Linked DNA regions of Homo sapiens: region 2 is linked to region 1. A link is a loop called in an ENCODE intact Hi-C map of the cell type or tissue named here. Cell type or tissue: endothelial cell of umbilical vein. All regions are shown on one strand. Links, peaks and the distances in the headings refer to the core of each region. The heading gives the core; the rest is flanking DNA.

What was found. A loop is a pair of places that touch in the nucleus more often than their neighbours do. Peaks named below come from ENCODE experiments on the same cell type or tissue, not always from the same donor. Only the 100,000 strongest peaks of a DNase experiment are listed, where the experiment ranks them.
Region 2: a loop joins it to region 1, with 5 times the contacts of the local background. A loop is called at or near these places in 2 of 110 quality-filtered maps.

Annotation. Positions count from the first base shown.
Region 1 is chr2:41,158,471-41,166,819 of GRCh38, forward strand. No RefSeq gene overlaps it. Among named protein-coding and RNA genes, the nearest start is that of LINC01794, 420 kb to the left of the region's middle. In endothelial cell of umbilical vein, for the core only: no CTCF peak of the experiment used is centred there; a DNase peak (open chromatin) is centred at 2,161; H3K27ac peaks cover 430 bases.
Region 2 is chr2:40,958,720-40,967,068 of GRCh38, forward strand. The region is part of intron 1 of LOC105374497 (a long non-coding RNA gene); the gene reads right to left. Among named protein-coding and RNA genes, the nearest start is that of LINC01794, 220 kb to the left of the region's middle. In endothelial cell of umbilical vein, for the core only: no CTCF peak of the experiment used is centred there; a DNase peak (open chromatin) is centred at 3,522; H3K27ac peaks cover 1,195 bases.

The DNA.
Region 1 (8,349 bases), core at 316-8,315:
TCAATTTTAAATAATGAATTCAACAGACAGAAACTTTCTAGAGAAGGCATTTTAGCAATAGAACAAAATTTATTTTAAAAATAATGCGCAGGCTAATTTACCAAGTAAGTATAATAGAGGGCAGTTGAAATGTGTTTTCACTTATGTCCTGGAATTACTTAGTTTCTAAAGTCAGAACCCAAGAGTAAGGGAGGTGGAAAGGATTCGAACACTACTACATTTCTTGGCTTCATATCACTTAGTGTTATCAAATAATCATCTTTACTCAAGAACTGTAATGTATTAAAAATACACTCTGTAGCTCTGTGCTAGACGTTTTACGGAAGTCATTTCTTTTAATCCTATATGCAAATATGTACCCTTCTGTTTCTATGCACCTGCTTATAGGAACTGTGCATCTCCAAATGTTCACATAGACAGGCCAGAGGAACTATTCAAGGTTACATGGACCTGGCATTTGCACATAATACGGTGCAAGCGTTCTCAACTTTTTTGAACCCTCTCCCTTTACTTCAAATTCTATTTTACACAGATTGGTATTGCTTTGGTTTAAATCGAGTGTGGGTAAGGAGTAAATTAGTTCACCACCCAACCTCTCCCTTCCTTCAACCTTTGCCTATCTCAACCAAGCTTCCCACCAAAATTAATGGCAGAGGGCTTTTTTTTTTTTTTTTGATGGAGTCTCATTCTGCTACCCAGGCTGGAGTACAGTGGTGCGATCTCAGCTCACTGCAACCTCTGCCTCCTGGGTTCAAGAGATTCTCCTGCCTCAGCCTCCTGAGTAGCTGGGACTACAGGCGCCAGCCACCATGCCCGGCTAATTTTTTGTATTTTTAATAGAGACGGGGTTCCACCATGTTAGCCAGGATGGTCTCGATCTCCTGACTTCTTGATCCGACTGCCTCGGCCTCCCAAAGTGCTGGGATTACAGGCGAGAGCCACCGCAACCGGCCTAGTGGCAGAGTTTTAAAAACAGTGGTATAGGGCAAATATCTCCTGCTAAGCTAGTCAGCTTCTAAATAGTATTCCCTTTCAGTCTTAATGTCTATCATTGTAAATTAAGAAAACAAGTTGATTATCTTAATTATGTATCATTCTCCAATTTGAACTTCAAAACATCCTATGTGTCAGGTCAGTTACGTACAGCTGAGTAAACATAGTGGTTTAGGAAATTGATAGTCTTTAAAACAAATTGATTAGAGAACTCAGAACCATCAAGTGAAAAACCAGAGTTGGAACTCCAACTATTTTACTCCATATCCCATGCTTTTGTTGTCAATATATAGAAAACTACAGTAAGGTAAGTCATCAATAAGTTGGTCTTCATTATAGACAACTCACACTGGATGAAATTCTCAGTGGTAAAAACCCCTTTAAAATACAAGATATTTCCTAAGACAAAAGTAAAGCAACAGGACATAATAATATGCCCATGCTATTGGCTGCTGTAACAAGTGACCCCAAGTTGGGCAGCTTGAAACAACACAAATTTGTTATCTCACAGTTCTCAGTGTCAAAAGTCTGAAATGGGTCTCACTAGACTAAAACTGAGGTGTTAGCAGGGCAGATTTCTTTCTGGAGGTTCGAGGGATGGATTCATTTACTCGCCTTTTTCAGCTTCTTGAAGCTGCTAGCATTTCTAGGCTCCTGGTCCCCTACCACCTCCAAAGCCAGTGATGGCCAGTCTAGTCACCTCATACTGCCTCACTCTGAGACTAACTCTTCTGCCTCCCCTTTCCACATTTAAGAACCCTTGTGATCACATTCATCCTACTTGGATAACCTAGAATCTAGAATAGTCCTTATCTTAAAGTTGGTTAATTAGCAACCTTAATTCCATCTGTGACTTTACCTTCCCTTTGCTACTGAGCATTGCATATTTTCAGGTTCCAGGAGAGAGGATGTGGGCATCTTTAGGGGCCATTTCTTTTCTGCCTACCACAGTGCCTGAAGAAAAAAATGAGTGAACAGGAGGAAGGTGCTTGGTCTGCGTGGAGATCAGCAACATGAAGCAAAGGCAGTGGAAGAATCATCAGTGTTTATCTAACAAAGTCTATAGGTAGAGACACCAGATTAGGGTAATGCAAACTTTACTACACAGCCCTCTAATCACTACACAGGCACATCCTGTGATGACAGACATCACCAGGATTTTCCATGGCCTAACATACCCTTTAGCCCAGTTTCCTGTGCTCTGAGTTCATGCAGTAAGTCATCTTAAGGCTCTGAATTCAGGTTCTTAGAAATCATGATTCCAGGAAAGGCATGTGCCACATCAGACAGTGAAATACATTCAGGAGGAAAAAACATCTACCATCTCTATGTTTTAATATTCTGCTTTGTGCACACATATCCTACAAAATTGAGGGCCTGATTAATTTGGAGTCTGCTTATAAAGGTGATTTTCTGGAACTTCAGTCCTCAGACCACACTCTGAATTAAATCCACTGTCCAAGAAATTAGCATGCTGCAAAAGCCAAGTAGCTATTTTATGATGCTCTGTGATATAATTGGTTACTTTTTGTCTGCTATTTTATCTTAGTAAATTTCTAAGGTTTTTCAAGCAACATTATCCTAACTTAGATGTCGGTGCTTATTTACAATTAATCAGAATAGAATGCAAAATATTACTGAAATAAAAATATAAATCAAAGAGAAAATAGTTTGATCTGTACATGCTTTATGCTGAGCTTTAGAGACACACAGTGTTAATATGAGGCAAAACACACTTTGTATTGACTGTGCAGCTTTTAAATGAGAAAAGTACCTTAGTTGTAATTTTGAAGATTAACTATTTTTGAAGACTAGTGACTCTCTTTTAACGTTGTCAAATTACATTTTTTCACTAAAATGACATAGCCTAAAAGATTATTATAGCAAGAAAAATTTTACACTTGATTTTTTTCCCGCAAATCAAGGGCCCTTTTAAATGTGATCTTTACTTAATTGTATTATTTTTGCTATTTTTAGTATTTTTTTTGAAAATTTACCTCCATTATTAAAAGGGAGAAAAAACAAAAAGAGGTACAGGTTTCCATTATACCCATTATCAAAGTTATATCATAGCTTCTCTTCTAGCTTAGGTATCTTCACCCTTCTGGCTTGGAATCAGTAGGATCCAGTTCAAGAAGGATGCATGAAGCTTGTGAAGTAGTGTATTTTGTGGATTTTTTGTTTACGTGTTTTTAGAATTTTATTTTCATTTCTCTCCAAGTAATACGTAGATTCTTCTCCTTGTACCCAGGTGCCTGTTACAACCTGGTGACCATTCAAATACTTATAAAGTCAATATCCCATGTCTTTGGTGCTCCTTCCCTGGATTCCAGATCAAAGCAAACTGTCCTTTATGCTTACAAATTCATTCAATACACAAAAGGATTGTAAGAGCATAGTGGATATCTCTTCTCATATAGTATAGTTACTTTATCAGCATCAGTATCAAATGGGAGTTTGTTACAAATGCACCATCTTGAGTCTCACTCTAGAACTCTGAATAAAAATCTGCATTTTAACAAGAACCTCAGAGTGATTTTTGAGCTCACTAATGTTTCAGAAGGAATAGAGATAAAGCCTTGGTCCTGAGATTTGTTTTCAATATTTTATCCAAATTTTCTAATTTTTGACACTAAGTGGTTTATACTCCTTATCACCATTTTAATATAAGAAAGCTTTCTAATTATACCCATTTCTTTAATTCTAGATATTGTCATTTTGTATTTTCTTGCTAGTTTTTTTTCTCTTTCTCTTTAACTTTGATCAGTTTCTCTAGAAGTTTATCAATCTTTTTCAGGAACCAATATTCCATTTAAAAAAATGTTTCTTCATTATTGGCCTTAGCATTAATTTTGTTCGTTATTTTTCTTCATCATTGACCTATAGATTGATTTTGTTCTTTTTTATGTGTATTTTAGTTTTCATTGACATATACTAATTGGGCATGTTATGGGGTACAGTATGATGAGATCTTATTGTTTATTATTATTTTTCTACCTGCTTAAAAAAATTCACACATTTCTACCTTCTTATGGTGGATATTTAGATCACTGCTTTTCTACCCAGGCATTTTCCTTTCTACTACAGGCACTTAAATCTAAAAATTTTACTCTAAACACCATTTTAGCAGAACACTAAAAAGATCTTCTAATTTTTCTTTAGATTTCTTCATTGAGCCATGGATTATTACAGATACTCAGAGTATATGTCTTTTCTACTGATTTCTAAATCAATGTTGTTGTGCTCAGAGAATATACTCTGTATTATTTTGATTCTTTGATCTTATGTTTTATGACAAAGCATTTTGTCTATTTTGGTGAATGTTTAATGCACACTCGAAAATAATATATATTCTTCAACTGTTAGATGTAGTGTTCTATCAATGTCAATTAAGATTTATAGCTGTTCAAAAATATCATGTCTGCATTGATTTTTATGAGTCCTATCCATTTTTGAGAGGGTAGTGTTAATATTTCCAGTTGTTTGGGCATTTTAATTTTTCTTTTACGTTTATTAATTTTGCTTTTGTATTTTGAAAGTCTATTATTGTGAGCACACAGATTTTTGACAATATTTTTGGTCATGAAGTACACTAGACTTTGATGTTAATATACTTACTTCTACTTTCTTATGCTTAGGGTTCTCAAAGTGAAGTTTCCTCAAGCTCTTATTTTAACGCAGTCTTTGTCTTTTTTATTTAATATTCCTTTTAGATGGCATATAGGCAGACCTTGTTTTTTTAATTCAGTCTTATAATCAAAGTCTTTTAATTGGAGTGTTTCTTTTCTTTCCATTTATTCTAAGTATTGATATTTGTTCCAAATACTAATATATATTTTGTTCTGCAGATCTTTATCTGCCCTTTTTTGATGAGTAATATGTTTTTCTAGTATTTTATTTGTATTTCCTTTACAAATTCTTGAGATACCCTTTTTATAACATTTCTCTCTTTGACTTCCCTAGAGATTACTGTATGCATATTTTGCTTATCTACAGTGAAACAATGTGTAAAATTTGCAACAGCGTAATCCCATTTAACATTTTCCTGTCCTTTGTGCTCTTCTTACGTCTTCTAAATATGTTTTTAATGCTACAATACAATATTGTTCCTTTTTTGCTTTAAATGATAACCCTTTAGAGAAATTTTAAATTTTAAACATTTCATAGTGTGTTTGTGTACATGTGTGTAATCTTCCCTTCCGCCTAGTATTCTTTCAGAAAATTTAGGTCCATTAAAAATTAAGGGCTTTTAAAAACACATTTATATACTATCCACAGTGTTCCATGCCTTGATACTTTTAATTTTATATGTGCCAGAAACTTTGCATATATTGCACTAGCCTGTTGTCACACTGCAAATAAAGACATACTCAAGACTGGGTAATTTATATAGGAAAGAGGTTTAATGGACTCACAGTTCAGCATGGCTGGGTAGGCATCATAATCATGGCAGAAGGCAAAGGAGTTGCATAAGCTCTGCATCAGTTTTAAATTCAAGAGAGACTTGTAATTCAAAGTTAAGAAAATATGTTATATTTTGATTAACCTATAGAAGAGGGAAATCTCTTCGTGAAACATGATTGGGAATTACAGCACATTGTTAAAAAACAGTTAAGAATACGAAGATAAAGTGTACCCTAGATATTTACTTTGCTCAGTATATATCCTCTCTTAAATGGGTTTTTAAATTTTTTTTTAAAAATGTATCTATTTATTTATTTTGCCCAATCTGGAGTGCAGTGTCAAGATCATACCTCACTGCAACCTTGAGCTCCTTGGCTCAATTGATCCACCTGCCTTGGCTTCCCAAAGTACTGGGATTACAGGCATGAGCCACCATGCCTGACCTGGTGTTCTTTACATTGATAAGCCTTGATATTTTAATAAAGATTACTATTCTGATAAAAAAGTGTAATTAAATGGAACTATAAGAATTTCTCTACCTAACAATTAAATTTAGTTATTTGGATCATGAAGCGTAATATACATAGAAATTTTAACTAAATGATTAATTTTAAAAAATGCATGGCTGTTGATGGGTCATAAAGTTTGAATTTTACCCCACTGTAGAGTGGGAAGAACATTCTAAAGATAGGCCTCCACAACATGTGGCATATGATATCTAGCAAACACCCTCCTAGCATGATGTCTGTAGCATGCAAAAAGACCAATAATTATTTTGTTAAGTAAACAAATGGATACTTAATACTACCACTACAGTTATACAGTCATCTGCCAGAGATGTTATTGAAAAGATTCCTAAGGGAGTAGAAAATTGGGGATGACCTTTAAAGTGCATTGAACCTCTAAAAGTATTTGATTCTATACCTTCAATATATTGGCACTTGTATGTCACAATACCTTGCTGATTTTCACTTGTGTAGGAAAATGATGCAGTTTCAACAGAATAACATTCTGACCCAGTTATTCTCTCATTCTGAAGAATTCTTATTTTATTATTACTAGTACTAGTATAGGTAGGTGTGTGTGGAGACATACAGCTTTGAAAACTGAATTGATGACACTTGACAGAAAGTGAAGTCTACTTCATTGCAAAAATACAATTAAAATAAGCGTTACTAAATTAGAGCACAATCCCAAACAAGTCTCAGACAATGAAATTTTAGTTGCGGAAAATGACACATATTATTATTTTGTGTAACCAGACCCCTTCTTCCTGACTATTAAAGTTGTGTGAGTTGGAGTCACGTATTGCCTGTTGCCTCAAAACTATTTTTATTAGCTTTCTATCACCCCATTAAATGAGAGTCCAGTTAAATTTGATATCGCTCTAATAATTTTTTTATCATGCTGGCAACTTGATTTATTACTTTATCCTTTGTTATTACATTTTCCATACTTTATTGTAAAAATAATAAAACAATATTCTGGACAAGTGTTATTAAATTTTAAATGACATCTTTGCTTTCACAGAAATGATTTAAATGGCAACATTTATTTTTCGATTGCTTATGAAAAAGCATTTTTTCCTTTTGTTCATAACTAAAGGAGAATTTGTGGATCATAAACAAGTTTTTCTTATTATTTCCTCTTTCCTATTACCTACCTTCTCTCTTCTCATCTGATTGTTCTACTTCCTCCCTCAAGGCACTTTCAGTCCACTAAGTTCTAAGGCAATATTTTCTACTTATGATAAATTTAATGCTGCTTTGCCCTCAAGCACTTGACACAGATAATTTGCTTTATATCATAAGGTTTGAATAAGAGAGTTTATATATTCAGTATTTATTGAGTATCCACCATATGAAAGGTAATGGTTGATGATTAAACAAGGAGAGTAGAAAATAGATTAAAGCAATGGTTGGCATATAAGGGAAAACATCTGCTATGCTTCTTTCTATTAACAGCTACATGGGATATCAAAATAAGAATTGAAAGTCAGTGTTTGAAAGTTTGGTTATCTCTTAGTGCTGGTTTTACAAGAATATCCACTTTAGCTATATATAATGTCATATATATATATATATGGATAGAGGCAGCTCACTGAGCCTCTGCAAGGACTCAAGACTTTTTAAGACTAGAGATTCCAGTTCCTAGATTAGACTGCAGGCTACTCCAGTGGAGACCTTCCAGCAGCCACCTCCAAGCTCAAACCCTGGGACTCCCAAAGCCAGCTCCAGCCATAGGATGCTCTGACAGCCAGACCTCTCTTCATCATAACTTGTATCTTCCCAGATAAATTCTACCCAGCATCCTTTTTCTCACATCACTGTCACCTGAATCAGACTCTTATGTGCATTTGTCTAATTGAAAGAGCCTTGGACCTTTTTCTAAAATCTGTTTTGAAGGACATTATGAAAAGAAGGGCTTCTAGCTTGTGTAGGCAGGACGTCTAATGTACCAAATTCCTCTAATGCAACATTAGTGTTCAAAAGATGTCAAGCCAAGCACAAATATTTAAATAGCCACTGGAGATCCCAAAACACACTTTCGAGAGCATGCTTAAAGAACTTATTGGCCAGGCGCAGTGGTTCGTACCTGTAATCCCAACACTTTGGGATGCTGAGATGGGAGGATCACTTGAGGTTAGGAGTTCAAGACCAGCCTGGGCAACGTAGTGAGATCTCACTTCTACAAAAAAAAAATAATAAAAACTAATTTAATATCAATATTGTGACTAAATAATATCACAAACCTGTCACCTAGCAATCACATAAAAAGCAATTAGTGATAAGAGAGAATTTTTAATCAAGGAAGAAAATAATACCATCTAAGAAAAAAATAACTTCAGGAAAGGAAGTGGGAGCCAAGATAAAGTAGTGCCAGTAGAGAATACTTTGTCAAAACTATTTTTTTTCTGCAACAGAAATATCAAGCATATTGTTTGGTCATAAT
Region 2 (8,349 bases), core at 21-8,020, 200 kb before region 1:
TAATTTAGTTTCATATTGAAATATGTTGTCCCTGGAGAACATAGAAAGGCAAAAGTTAGTTAATTCAATATCTCCCTGGCATTTTAGATGCCCTTACCTCTAATTTGTAACTATCAATTATTAAAACTAATACAAAATTCTCATAAAAATGGTGAGAAATGAGCATTGCCTACATAATCCATTTTCACAGCTCTTTTAATACTATCTCACAGGAAAGATTATATTTCTTTGGAATTCCCATTCCCTTTTCCAAAAGTGGATAAACTAATAATTTGTTAAGTCTTACACAAACTAAAATAAATAACTCATTTCTTTAACTATAATTTCCACTGATGTTCTTAGTCAAGATTTACTACGTAGTTACCAAATTGGTTTTCTACACACAGAAAACTCGTGTTGTTAAATCTTGATCAACAGCAACTTTTGACATATTTAAGTGAGGACATGACTCTCTTTCCCTGAACGGTATGCATCATATGAGAGCTACTGTCTGAATATTATAGGGCTGGAAAACAGAGTGAGCATGATAGACAGAGAATGTTTAATAAGAACATGATTCTCAAATGGCTTATAAAATGTGAGAAGGCATTTGATTTAGAACCTCCATAAGGAAGGGACAAGTGTAGTCTAGTATATTGGGCTCAGGTGTGCACCAAACTGTCGAGGCAAATATTCGCACTACAAATACAATAGATAATCTGTTTATGGTATAGGTATTTTTGTCCAAACTTAGTTGAAATAAAGTTAGAGGCCTTTGATTTTATACTGAGAACAACATGCAACCATTCAAAGATTCATCCAGCACCCAGAACTATAGATCTTCAGAAAAATACAAAAAGGCAAGGCATGGTGGTTTATGCCTATAATTCCAGCATTTTGGGAGGTCAAGGTAGGAGGCTCACTTGAGGCCAGGAGTTTAAGATCAACCTGGACAACATAACAAGACCCTGTCTCTAAAAAAAAAAAAAAAATTAGCTGGGTTTGGTGGTGCGCAGCTATACCCATGTAGTTCCAGCTACACAGGAGATTGAGGCAGGAGGATCAATAGAGCCCAGGAAGTAGAGGCTACAGTGAGCCGTGATCTTGTCTGTGTACTCCAGCTTGGGTGACAGAGTGATACCCTGTCTTAAAACAAACATAGAAAAAAGCAAATGATAGGAAGAAAATGTGTTAAATTTTTTGAAACCCTAATAAGAAAACCACATTTTTCCTGTCAGAGTGAAAGAAGCTAACTTAAATGAAGGAAATTTTGACTTAAAGACAAAGCTTGTCTACAAAAAGACTAAAACTTAATTAGTGCTATTTGAATCATAGAAGTAGACCCATCATTCATTCTCTCTGGTGATCTCCAGGAAGATGACATTTATAAGAATGATGGAAATTACCAGTGGTATGTGGCGCCAAAATAAAACCAGGTGCAAAACTTCTTTCCGCAAGAGGATCTGCTGCTTAGCATGTGGTGTCCTTGTACATTTGTCCTAGGAGAACCACAGTTGAACTGATACTTTTGGAAACCAACTGCATTTTACCATTGCTATTTAAATAGGCTATAGCTCAATGTGGAAATGAGATATAGTTTTTACTTAGTTTCTAAGCCTCTCTGAAATATTAACATACAATCTGATAGGCAAATCTGTTTATAATGCCATGTTTTTCTTTAGATATTTCTACTTTTGAACCAGAGATGTTCAAGTAATAATTTTAAGCAATTGCCAAATAAGAATATATCATAGGGAGATATTCCCACATCATAAACGTTACCTTTCAGAGTTTAGCATGCCTTAATACTGCTTGTCTCAAATTGTGCTCTAAGAACCCTCAGGAATTTTAATGAAGTCCTTCACAGCTTCCCTGGAGGGAGACCGAGGGACTTGTGGGTAGGATGAGAGGCCTCCAGCTTTCTCTTAAATCCATTTTGGCTAGAAAAGTCAGGACACCTTTCATGGAGCCCATACTTCTGATTTCTTGCGAAGAAACAGTACTCCTTAAGATAGTACTGCCTTAAGAAGAAAAAATTACTTTTTCTGCTTTATAAATGTTTTTCTGAACTAACGAGACAGAACCATTGACATAGTGTGCTTTTTAAACATACCTCATTTTATTTCAGGTATTCTCTGGAGAGTCAGTAAAAACAAAGACTGCAATGTTTCTTTTCTTATTGTTCTTTTTCACAATACTATGAAATTCATCTTCTCCAAACCTGTCACCACTTCTTATAAACACTAACTTTTTTTTTTTGAGAGAGTGAGAAAGGGGACAGACACAATAAAAAAGATGGTCAGTATGAAAAGAAGTTCACTATAGTTGGCTGTAACTCTAACGTAATAACACTGCATTTGAATTAAGAAAATGATCTTTTCATCTAAGGCCCTTGTCCTAGTGATAAAACTGGCAATGTCTCGAAGAGGTAGATGATTCTTAAGTGACATTAGGTGGGGGGTACGGGATGGCAAAAGAAAAGGGTAGCAAAAAAGAAAAAAAAATTGGAAGATCCAGAGAATGGATTCTTAAGGAATAAAATGCAAACGCAAGAAGAGAGTCACTGAGAAGATGAAGGTTTATAAACATTTAGAAAAAGAGAGAGTTGGCAGATTGGTAACAGTTCCAATAAATGAGAGTCCTGTCATGTGGGGGTGGAGGGAGGTAATATCTGAGACTTCTTATTAAAGTGTTACAGTTCCAATACAATTTGGTTTATGTGCTTGGCAAGATATTCAGAACTCTTAATACGTGAGTAGAACATTGAATGCCATTCAAAAATTCAACTTTTTTTTAAAAAAATGTACTTCATCTGTGAAGGAAAATGGGTTATTTGGAAGTTAATTTGTGTGTATGTGTTTGTGTGTGTGTGTGTTTGGCATCTGTTCTTCTCTCAAGTAATAACTTTGAAGATAGCGTAATTTGGGGATAAGCATAATGTGCCTTAGCAAAGCAGAGAGAGTCCTTTGAAAGTGAGTTTAGGGAATCAGAGAGGATTTTCAGCTTTAGAAGGACATAAACCATGCAAATTAGACTTGTGTTCTTCTTTCCACAATAGCCCCAACTTTATCTCTCCATCTAAAAAGTTTCAGGATCCTTCTATCAGTTAACTCTTGTACATCTGTTCCAGTTGGTATATACTACACACATATGTAGACACAAACATGCATACATACCTGCATCATGTTATAAAAGCAATGGCCTGTATCCTTTAAAAACTCCGGTTGAAAATTACATGCATTATGAATAATGTGTAAGTTATTGCTATGGACCATGTCAGTATCTCCCAAAATAGTCAGAACCAATTTTACCTTCTTTCATTTCAAAGATTACCCTAGGCCTGCTTTCATGTAGTAATCTCTCCTAGAAAATCTTTCGCTTCTGCTACATATCTTCTCTATCAAATGCATTTGAATTTCCTGAATTTTCTATATTCACTGGAAGCACATTCACACAAAACCACACATTTCCCCTGACGTCCCGTGGTGAAAATCATGATGTTCTGCACATGTTTGGCATGTCACCAAGGGTTTTGACCCACCGGCTGGCACTCCAAGCTAGTGAGCTTCTTGGGTAGTTCTTCCTGGAGCAGAAGCATGACTGTTAAACTGATACTGTAAAATAATTTTTCTAAGGAAGTCTGTAGTGCCATAAATATATTCTACTTGAACTGGCTAAATTGTGCTTCTGACAGTGTTTTTCCGCAAGATTTATTGTTTTGTTTTTGTTATTGCTGAGGGTGGGGAAGAAATGAAGACGTGGGAATATGTCTTGTGAAAATATTCTGAGAACTCATAATTTCTCTATGGGTATGGCCCTTAGGCATATAACTTTTCCCTAAAAGAAGGTTCAAAATGTAATAATTTAATTTTCTCTTTCTGCATCAAAAGGGCCCTCTGAGCTAAAGAATAGAAAAATCTCATCAAATGATGGAAAAAGTATATCTAATTCATCAAATTATTTCATGACCCATTTTGGGTAGGTGAAATCACAATTAAAACTTAATGTGGAAAAAGTAGATTTGTAGCTGTAAAAAATAAAAATTCTTAATGATAGCCTTTTGGCATTGGCCTTTTAAACCATGTAACACTTTCCGTCACCTAGGAAATTTAGATCTGTCAGCAAACTCCTTTGGCTTTTCATGAAAATAATTTTGCTAATATCCATGGACTCATTAAAAAGCCTTATTGAAAGCACAAATGATCTTTTTAATAAATCAGTGCATTATCCTAAATGTAACTTATGGTCTTCCTTTTTTGGGGCTAAGACATTAGTTTTAAAAAGAAAAAGAAAAAACGTAAAATGAAAAGGCTTGTAGGTCAAATCTTTTTGTAAAGTCTCTATATTACTGTATCCATGTAAGACATATTTACGTTCTTCATATGCATAGTACTTTTTCAAAAAGAGTGAAGTCATTGGCCTGACTTGTTTTAGACACATTTGTGTTACTCATTTTTCTTAATGGATTCACAGAATGTTTGTTACCTTTTTCTATGCTGTCTCATATAAAGAAACATAGTATTGCCTATGCTTAGGTTAATTCTACAGATATTTTTTACTTTTTAGTTTTTGGATACATTATATTTGTACATATTTATAGGGTACATGTGAAATTTTGTTACATGCATAGAATGGACAATGATCAAATCAGCATATTTAGGGTACCCATCACCTGACTATCATTTCTATGCATTGGGTATACTTCTGGTCACCTCTTCTAGCTATCTGGAAGAACACAATACCTTTTTGTTAATAATAATTACTCCACTCTGCTATCAAACCTTAGGATGCATTCCTTTTATTTAACTGTATGTTTGTACCCATCAACCTGTCTGTCTTCATCGCCCCCATCCCTAGTTCATATACCCTTCTAAACCTCCAGTATCCATCATTCCATTCTCTACCTCCATGTGATCTACTTTTTAAACTCCCACATATGAATAACAACATGCAATGTTTGCCTTTCTATGCCTGGCTTATTTTACTGAAAATAATGACTTCCAGTTGCATCCATGTCACTGCAAATGACACGATTTCATCATTTTTGATGGTTGACTAATATTCCATTGTGTATATACACACACAGAGACACACAACATTTTCTTTATCGATTTATCGGTTGATGGGCACTTAGCTTGATTCCATATCTTGGCTATTGTGAATAGTGCTGCAGTAAACATAGGAGTATATGTATCTCTTTGATATATTCATTTATTTTCATTTGGATAAACACTCAATAGTGGTATTGTTAGATCATATGGTAGTTCTATTTTTAGTTTTTTGAAAAATCTCCATACTGTTTTTCATAGTGGGTAACCAAATTTACATTCCCACCAACAGTATATAAGGGGTCCCTTTTCTCCACATCCTCATCAGCATCTGTTATTTTTTGCCTTTTTAAAAATGGCCTTTATAACTTGGGTAAGATGATATCTCATTACGGTTTTGATTTGCATTTCTCTGATGACTTGTGATGTTAAGTATTAAACCTGTTGCCTGTTTGTATGTCTTCTTTTGAGCAATGTCTGTTCAGTCCTTTGCCCACTTTTTAATGGGATTTTTCTTTTTTCTCTTTTTCTTTTTTTTTCACTGCTAGGTTGTTTGAGTACCTTGTGTATTATAGGTTTTATTCCCCTGTCAGATAAGTAGTTTGCAAATATTTTCTCCCATTCAAGAGACTATCTCTTCACTCTGTTGATTGTTTATTTTTATTTTTATTTTTTTGCTGTGCAGAAGCCTTTCATTTTAATATAGTTCTATTTGTCTATTTTTGTTTCTGTTGCCTGTACAGGTATTCTTTCCTAAGGTCAGCCATGCCATAGCAGCCAAATTAGGGAGATTGCCCTTTTTAAGGTATTACTCAGGCAGTGCAGGAAAGGTAGAGAGATAAAATAATTTTCAAGTTGAAACAAAAGGTTCTATGTGATCAGATTATCTAGTCTACTATAAGGTTCATATTAGCAGCACCATGTTTATCTTGTTAGCGATTTATCACCAGTGCCTTCCCATTGCCTGGGGATGGATGCTGGGTTAATGTTTGTTAAGTATATAAATGAATAAAAATCTACTGGGTATGCACCCTTCAGGGAAAGTACTGTGAGCAGTTTAAAAGGACACAGATACCATGATCCTTAAACTCAGCAATCAATTGGCATGAAGACAAACACAGTGTGACTTAGGGGCTGGTGTTCTTTCGTTTGGCATCAGGAGTGGACAGTTTGGGGCTTAAGAAGAAAGATAATCTCTGAATGTATACAGTTTTACTATTATAATTTTTTTTTTTGCATTTCCAACCATTTGTTTGTCTGGCATTCTTCCAGTTGCTTGAGCCAAAATCCTTAGAATGATACATAATTCCTCTTTTTTGCTCTTCTGATTCATAAACAAATTATATTGGTTCCATTTTCGAAATATTTCTAGAATATTCACACCAGATGGTCTGCTGCCATCCTAATCTGAGCAGTCATTTTTCTCTCCATATTATTGTCAAGTCTTCTAGTCTTCTGATTTATCCCCTGCTACTACCCTTGCCACACTCCAGTTGCACCCAGCAAATACAGTAATTCATTTAAAAAGTAAGCCTGATCATGTCACTCCAATGGCTTCCCATTCCACTCCTAGGAAGGGACAAAAATCCAACACATGGCCACAAGGCCCTCCCTGCTCCAATCTTTGCTTTCTCCCAGACCTCCTCTCTGCTCACCTCCACTTGCTCACCATCCAACAGCCGCACTGGCCACCATGATGGTTTTCAAATACTAATGACATGCTCCTACTTTATAGGCTTTATTTTCTTTGTTCCCTTTCTTTGTTCTTGATGCAGTCACCTTCTTGGCTCACTCCCTCACCTCCTTCTAGCTGCTGCTGAAATCTCACCTTCACGCTGAGGCTTATACTATCAACACTATTTAGTGTTGCAAGTGGCCCATCCACTTCCTTTCCCATCCTCCCTAATCCTGATTCTCTTTACCCTGCCTACTCTTTGTTTTCTATAATACATACAACTCTCAAATATAATACATGTATTTTGCTTTTATGTATGTTGCTTATTTTCTGCCTCTTCCACCAGGGAGTTATCTCTTCTAGAGCAAAAATTCTTGTCTATTTTGTTCACTGAGGTATTCGCAGGATCTATTATACCTGGCACATAGTTGCACACTTAGTGAATAGTTGTTGAATAAATGAATGGCAAGGTTTTATCTGTGTCTATTCACTTCTGATGCTGCATAAAACACGACACATAAGAGACAAAGGGCTCTGTACAGGATGAACATAAACAGTGTCTTCATCAACTTGGACTACTGCTACAAATACCATAGATTGAGTGGCTTTAACACAAAACATGCATTTCTCATGGTTACGGAGGCTGAGAAATTCAAATTCAAGGTGCTGGCAGACTCAGTGTCTGGTGAAGGCCAACTTCCAGATCTGCAGAAGGCTACACCCTTGCTCTACCCTCACATGGGGGAGAGAGAGAGAGATCTGGTCTCTTCATCTCCATATTAGAATATCAATTTTATCCAAATCCAGATACCTCCCAAAAATATTATTTCTAAATGCCATCACATTTGGGATTAAAATATCAACATATGAATTTGGAGGGGGGAAAACAAATGTTCAGTCCACAGCAATCAGTATTCTGTCATTTTAGGCATAAAAATCTTTAAATACAAAGGAGCAAATTAATCAGCATATATTTATTGATAACTTAATGTATGTTTCACACATTTATCTACATTTCAGGTGAATACAGGAGAAACATAGAATATGGTTCTTGTCTCCAAGACATCCTCTTGGTTGCGACTGATTAACGAACAAGTCTGATTCATATTCATCAGTAGAAGAATTACAGCTCTTTATATGACATTATGACATTGTTCACAAACTTGAATATTACTAAAAATTACTGGGGGCTCTTCCCCCAGAGTATTTGATCCAGAAGGTCAAGGTTGGACCAGAGAACCTGCAGTTCCAATAAGTTTCCAGGAGATACAAATGTGGCCATACTACACTTTGAGAACCACTGCTTTATGATGGTGTTTCTCAATCCTGAAAGCACATTAAAATCATCTGACTTTTTTAGAGAAATGCAAATCAAAACCACAAATACCATCTCATGCCAGTTAGAATGGTGATCATTAAAAAGTCAGGAAACAACAGATGCTGGAGAGGATGTGGAGAAATAGGAAAGTTTTTACACTGTTGGTGGGAGTGTAAATTAGTTCAACCATTGTGGAAGACAGTGTGGTGATTCCTCAAGGATCTAGAACTAGAAATACCATTTGACCCAGCAATCCCATTACTGGGTACATACCCAAAGGATTATAAATCATTCTACTATAAAGACAGATGCATACGTATGTTTATTGC